Linked DNA regions of Mus musculus: region 1 is linked to region 2. The links are chromatin contacts, found by Hi-C or POLR2A ChIA-PET in ENCODE. All regions are on one chromosome and are shown on one strand. The core of a region is the stretch at or near the end of the contact, and the rest is flanking DNA. Distances in the headings are between cores, read along the strand shown. Region 1 holds the start of Snx33 (sorting nexin 33). Region 2 overlaps Cspg4 (chondroitin sulfate proteoglycan 4).

Evidence for each region. Hi-C counts contacts between places; a loop is a spot of excess contacts on that map. ChIA-PET counts read pairs that join two places held with the same protein, here RNA polymerase II (POLR2A).
Region 1: a loop to region 2 is called in a map of heart, with 5 times the contacts of the local background. The contact joins the promoter of Snx33 here to the enhancer-like site in region 2. A Hi-C loop is called at or near these places in 16 of 37 maps with a recorded cell type or tissue (CH12.LX, gastrocnemius, heart and 2 more). POLR2A ChIA-PET finds 5 or more read pairs at or near these places in 3 of 5 experiments (Patski and embryonic stem cell).

Annotation. Positions count from the first base shown.
Region 1 is chr9:56,926,749-56,930,180 of GRCm38, reverse strand. It overlaps Snx33 (sorting nexin 33), which reads left to right and starts at 1,810. Exons shown (of 2, transcript NM_175483.5): 1 at 1,810-3,432. The coding sequence starts at 3,398.
Region 2 is chr9:56,892,853-56,896,219 of GRCm38, reverse strand. It overlaps Cspg4 (chondroitin sulfate proteoglycan 4), which reads right to left. Exons shown (of 10, transcript NM_139001.2): 8 at 3,199-3,365. Among named protein-coding and RNA genes, the nearest start is that of Cspg4, 29 kb to the right of the region's middle. Within about 2 kb of position 2,009, at least 1 of the 3 ENCODE cell types and tissues checked has a DNase peak (open chromatin) inside an H3K27ac peak, as active enhancers do; it is heart, where a contact is called at or near this core.

The DNA of each region.
Region 1 (3,432 bases), core at 561-3,060, 34 kb before region 2:
TTTGAGCTTTTTGTTTTTTTAAGTCAGGGTCTCACTTGTAGCTTTAGCTGTCCTAAATTTACTACATAGACAAAGCTGAGCTAAAATTTGCCTTTGTTTCCAAGGGCTTGGGTTACAGGGATGTACCATAACACCCAACTTTGTGACAACCCCCTCCCCCACCTTACATAGGCTCGAGGATAGCCTCAGATGTGTGATCTCTGCCTTCCAAGTGCTAAGACTGTTTGGCATGCTCAAGATCTTTCAATTTTTAATTTGAGACAGTCTTGCTATGTATCTTTGGCTGGCCCAGAACTCAGAGAGATTCACCTGCCTCTGTCTCCCAAATTCTGGGACTAAATGTGTCCACCACCACTCGTTTGTCTGTTTGTTTAAGAAAGGGACTGGAGTCCAGCCTCCAATTCATGACAGTGCTGTTTCAGCTCCCGGTTTGTTTGGTTAACTTTTGGTAAGATCTTGCTAGATGTGGCACAGGCTGGCCTGGCACTCACTCAGTCTCCCGTGTGTGTCATCACGACCAGCTGTTATCCTTCATAGGGAGTCAAAGTTTATGAGTTTTGGAGTCAGAGGTCTAGGAGTCATGACCCTCAAAACAGCCAAATGTCCCAACCTTCAGCAGCACTACTTTATACCAGTTAATCAGCAATAAGTAAGAACAATAGTAACCTGGAGGTAGGAAGCCCTAGCAAGATTGGGTAAATAAGGCTCTAGGGCTCCAAGAGGAAGAGGAGGTGTGTGTGTGTGCGTGCGTGTGTGTGTGTGTGTGTGTGTGTGTGTGTGTGTGTGTGTGTGTGACAGAGAGAGAAAAACAAAGAGAGACAGACAGAGACAAGACAGAGAGGCAGGGGTTTTCTATGTATCCCTAGCTTTCTGGAACTCATTTTGTAGACCAGGCTGGCCTCAAACTCATGAGATCTGCCTGTCTCTGTTAGTGCTGGGACTGAAGGAATGGGTGACCACGGCTTGGAAGGTTCTTGATATGTGTTCCACTTAGGCTGGGATCAGTGCCTTCCCAAGCATTTTGCACGACACTGGCCACACTAGGCTGGAACATCTTGCTTCTCTGTGAAGATACTTATGACCTTCCAGACGATAATCTTAGTTTCGGTTAATTTGTTGTTTGGAATATAAACTTAATGATGGGACAGACAGTGTGAATTAAAAACCACAGCAGCAATCCAGCTGTTATATTCGCTCCAGAGTTCAGCACAACTCCTGTCTTTAGTACACCTAGTTTTGCCTAATGTGGAGGGTCGAATCCTGGAAGCCTAAAGGCTATTTACCAGACCACTCCTCTCTCCTTGCTATTTGCTGCTGGCCTGGAAGGAAGATCTGGCTCCCGCGAAAGGACAAAGCAACCCAGAACCCGCCTGTGCCTAAACTTGCAACTTGTCACTGAAGAAGTTACATGGTCTTTGGCACCCCACCCCCACACTCTGGGAGCTGCGGAAGGCAGGAGGGCTCCTCTCCCTATCTTGCTTACAGCATCGGTTATCACCTGCGGGATACCAGGGTCACAATTTGCTGCCTACACCATCTGAGAACAACCCGGGAGCTGTGTTAGCCCCTAGACAGATCGAAGTACGCGTGGCGGGAAAGGAGGTTGGGAAAAGGGAGTCCGCAGCTCTGCTCCCCTGCAGCCGAGGCGGTTCTCCTAGCCTTTATAGCTCCCTCCTTGCCACTGCGCTCCGCAAACTTTCGGAGTTTTCCTGCACTTGCGTCACGGAAAAGGCAGATGGATGACCAAGTCCAGGAGGCGAAGCTCGAAGGCGGCTGGCGAGCTCCCCCACGCGGCGATCCAATCCGAGCGAGAAGCGGCTCTGGGCGCCGGCAACTGGGCTGCTGAAAGCTCGCAGCTCCCCGACTCCCGGGTCCATTTCCTGGATCCCGGCCACCGGGACTGAACCGGAGAGAGGGAGGGCGCCCGCCAGAAGGAAAGTGAGCGGAAGGCCGGCGGTGGCACCCTGGCCGCGGGAGGGCGGAGCTGTGCGGTCCCTGACCGGCCAGGACGCACGGAAGTGCGGTAGAGTTTGTTGAATTCCGTAGCCTGCTTTCCCTCCCTCATACCTCCCTCCCTCTCTCTCCACCCCTCACCTCCCCTACTGCTTTAGCCTCCTTCCTCGGAACGCCATCTCCTGGACTCCTCCCCCCTTCTCTTTTCTTTCTTTCTTTTTCTTTTTTCTTTTTCTTTTTAGTTTTTTGAAGGGAGGGTGAATGTTTGTTTTGGACTTGGCTTCCTGCTGGCAGCGCTGAAGGGCTGCGAGTGAGGGGCAAAGAGGCAAGAAGCTGGGGCTCAGCTAGTCCCTCTCGGGTCGGATCCAGAGGGCATCGCGGAGAACGAACCTACGGACGGACTGACAAACACCCGACTACGCCATCTGTTCGACAGAGCTCTATCTACTGACTGCTGTTGAGTGTTCCGGGGCACATCAGGGGCGGGGGGTGGTGATGGTGGAGGTTTCTCCTAGCGTTACTTCTGGACAGGGGTTCTGAGACTCTGATCCGGGTCAGCTTCATACTCTGAAACTGCCGAGGAATTAGGCAAACAAAAGAGGCACTGAGTGAAAGAGGCCAGAAGTTCTTTGCGCTGCTTGTCGCGCCCCCCCTTGTTATCTGGGGGCGGGGGCTGGCCATTTGCAGGGCGGGAAGAGGGCACCAGAGCTAGCGAGACGGGGTCGCACCCCCTGGGTCGAGTAGTTTTCAGCCGGTTGTGCAAGCTTTGGCCCTTGTTTTCCTGGCCTGGCTCTTTTGGAGGCCGGACACATCCACCCTTGGAATTGGTTCAGGACTCTGCTGTTATTCTCTTTGCCCCTCTTGAATTTTCTGGATTCTTGAAGACGCGGTGGCCCGGGAGGAGAGAGGAAGGAGGAAGGAGCAGATCTCCAGAAGAATGTGAGAGCCTCCCAAAGCCGGAGCCAGTAAGAACGGAGAGCCAGAGGAGGCAGAACCTTGCCTGCGTTCCTGGGACCGTGGTCTGAGGGTAAATCTCTTCTGTTGTACAACACTGTTTTAGTGGAAAGTGTGTGTCTCGTTCTGGTTCTAGCAGAGCTGCTTTCTTCAAGTCATTTGACTTTTCTGCTTGGTGTGTGAGGAGGGAGAGACCCGCTCCTTTCCAGGGGCTGCCAAGGGAGAGGAGAAAGACTGTGGCCATGACCAACCCCTCCCTGCTTACAGGCAGATACCCCAAGGCAGTTTCTGGACCATGGACACTTCTTTGACCAAAAGGCAGCTAGACAGCATCTGTGCATGCTGAGGCCCTGCCCAAAGGACTTGGTAGGGCTTACTAGACTTTGAGCTGCAAGTACATTTTTTTTTTTTTTTTTGGACACCCTGTTGAACATCCTGAATCTGGGCAAGGCATTTTCCTTCCAGTCTTGACCTAACAGATAGCTGAGCCATGGCACTGAAAGGCCGAGCCCTCTATGATTTCCA
Region 2 (3,367 bases), core at 760-3,259:
TTTTTTTTTTCTATGCAACCAAGTTAATTTTTCCTTTCATCTTAAAGAAAACCACTCTTGGATTTACTTTTTCTTTTTTCTCGAGAGAGGGTTTCATGCATCCTAGTCGGGCCTGGAACTTGCTAAAGTGTCAGTTTTACGTGGTGGTGGTGGTGACTGGAACCAGGGCCTCATGTCTGCTAGGCAGGCATGCTTCTGTTTGAGACATATCCCCAGATGCCATCTCATCTTCTCAGCTGGCACTTGCCACCTCCCTCTTTTCTTTGCAGCAACATTCCCCAAGAATAGTGTCCACTGCCACCACACATCCTCAGCCCGATCCACTCAGGATTTTGTTCCCATGATGTCATCAATGGCACTAACAGGCCCTGTGCATTAGAGCCAGAGACTGACTGGCTCAGGTCTCTCTGACCGCTGAGCATCGACTGACAAGATGAAACTTCCGGGATGTGATGTTCTTTTTGGGTCTCCTCAGATCTCATCATCTCTGCGGGTCCTGCTCCCCAGCATCCTGTGGCACGGTCAGTCCCTGCCCTACCTACTCCATGCAATCTCAGAGCCTCAAATGGTCTTTACCAGGATCTACAGCCCAGCTTACTCTCACCGGAACCCCAGTCTCAAATATCCACCTGTGTCTTTTGCTCCACTGATGTCTATTGAATGTTTCAAGCTCTGTAGCTAGGCCCAGATGTGCCCCAGTGGCCTCACCTGAGACTCTATCGCCATGACAGCAGCTCTGCTGTTGAGTGGCTCAGGGAAAACCCAGAGACTTCCTTGGCTCCTTAGCTCCTTTCTCCCTCCCCACCCAGGTCCTACCTGGGTTACTGCAAACGTTTTCTCGCTCCTGTTCTGCTCAAGGCCTCGGCCCACCGCCTCTACAGTCCTAACACAGGGTGAGCCTTTGAAAACATTCGATTAGTTTCCTGCTTTTGTTTTGAACAAGGGTCTTACTATGTTGCCCAGGCTGGCCTTGACCTCCCAAGCTCGAGTGATTCTCCTGCCTCAGCCTCCCAAGACGCTGGTGTGTGCCACTGTGCCAGATTGAGGCCAGTTCTGCTCACTGCTGCATCAGCTCCACTAACTGATCACGAAGACTCCATTGGTATCCAGGAGACCTCACATCAACTTTATGACCCATTCTTTAGGGCCTCCGAGTTTATGTTCAAGCCCAAGTAGTATTCTTTGTTTCTGTAAAGAAATCTGTTTCCTGCCCCTTCTGATCAAGACACACCCTCATGCTCTACCTCTGTTTTCCCCTTTTAGGAGGGAAACGCAGAAAGATTTTCCTTCCAGCAAATCAGGGCTTGCACGATAGTAAACCAGAAACGGAGTGGGGTGGTTGTGAGTGAGCCATCTCAGAGTCCCAGAGCGCTGCAGTCGGGTTGTGTTGTCTACACCGGGAGCTGATCTGCGTTAAGGGAGGGGCGTCCCCTCAGCGATTTGCTTCGAGAAGGAGTACAGGCTTTTAAAGAATTGGTTTATCAGGTTCCTGAGAACTTTCCTAAGGCTTCAGCGGTGACAACTGATGTGGGCCAGATGTGTCCTAAAGGATTGAAGGCTGTCAGTTGTAAGTAACCTCTAGTCTAGGCTGCTGGTGGGCATGGTGGGAAATGGAGCCCCTCCCCTGCCCCCAGCAGTGGTGGTGGAGGTCAGCGTGACACCTGGCTGCCTGTTGGTGCTCCTGTACGAGAAGGCCCTAGCGAGCAAAAGGCAAAACTCGGGCCAGGTGCGGGGACAGTATCCTTAGGTGAAGGGAACTCAAGGCTTAATCCTGGTCTTGCTTCTTACGAGCCATGATACTGAATAAAAGTCACCAGACTGCATATGCACTTCTTTATCTACAAACTGAGGTTACCTGAGCCCTTCTAGCCCAGTGTCTTGAAGGGCAGTGGTACTGTCTGTCAATCCACTGCCTACTGCTGCCTGACCTCTGCCAGGGGAGGAGGGTGTCTGTGCCACGTAGCCTCTTTCCAGCCTTCTTGGGTGGCACTGCCAGTCTGGCCCCCTGGTGGCCACAGCCTTGTGTCCTTCGTGTTACTGGAGCATGGGGGGGGGGTGTGTGTGTGCTGCTGGGTGGGGGAGGGGCACCGTGGCTTTGTCCCAGCCTCTCCTCCTTCCAGGACTCTGATAACAAGGCTCCCAGTGACTCAGGACATACAGCTGCCCTAGCCACTGGCAGATTTCATTGTGGGGAGGGGTCAGAAAGGGGCTATGGTAGATGCTAGGGCCTGGGAGAAGTGAGAACAGAAGCCAAAGAAGCAAAAGAAGTGCAGGGTCTGAGGAATCTTACTTGACCCTCTTTAAGGCAGCTTCCTCCTCTGAGCTACCTGCTGGGTGGGAGCTGCTCCCCCACACCCCGCACCTCCCCCCTCTGTGTTCCAGTACTTCTCAGGAGGAGCGCACACCCTGATGGGGTAGAAAGGAACTTGTGGGGCCCAGGAGGCCTCTGAGTGCTGGAAAGGGACCCGGAGGTGGGTCCTGCCCTTTTCAAGGGTCAGGGTAAGCCCTGTTGGAAAGTTCTTGGAGCAGCACCATAGTGCTGCAGATCCAGTGGCAGGGCCAGCCATGTTCTCTTGGATCCTGCTCATGTAGAAAGAATAGGGGTCATGCTGTGACCACGTGGCCTCTAGGTGGGAGCACCAAGCATGCTGTTTGCTCTACCGTAGCCCAGAGGAGCTGCTCACAGTGCCTTAGACCCTGTGGGGACCAATCCGTGAAGAGTGATGACTGCTGGCTCACACTAGTTAGCACCGACAGCCCTGGCATCTCAGCCGCTCAGTCAGCCTCAACATGCGGCTGGAAATTATAATTTTGATCGGTGGTCCTGGTGTGCCCTAGGGACTCTGCTCCGAAGAGTAGATCTCAGTGTCCCTCAGACTGGCCCACTCTGCCTGGGACTCATCTGCATCCAGCTTGCTTACATTCTCTGGCATCTTTCCTGAGTCCCAAGCTCAACTTTATCCCAAACTGTCCAGCCTAAGTGAGCTCATGCCCTCACCAGCCGCTGGGGTGCCTCTGGCCCTCCTTCCTGGGCCCTTGTCAGCCTCTGGGATCCAGCTGTGGCTTCCTTCTGGAGGCCTAACCCTGAGCTGGGACAGGATCCAGAGAAGCTAGCTGCCAGTGAGGTGGATGCTCCAGCTGGCAGCCACCTGAGGTAAGGTTGGGGTCTGTGTGGTGGCTGAGGAGTGAGGCCCTTACCTCAGCCTGGGTGAAGTTCACCAAGACCTCCTCTGCACTTCCTTGCTGGGCATGGAGGAGTCGGCCAAGCTGGGGGCCTCTTACCACCCGGTAGAGCAGGTGACGAGGGTCAGCGCCTGTGCTGGAACTGGCGCTCAGGCTCTGGCTGCTGAGCGGCTGCACAGACTCT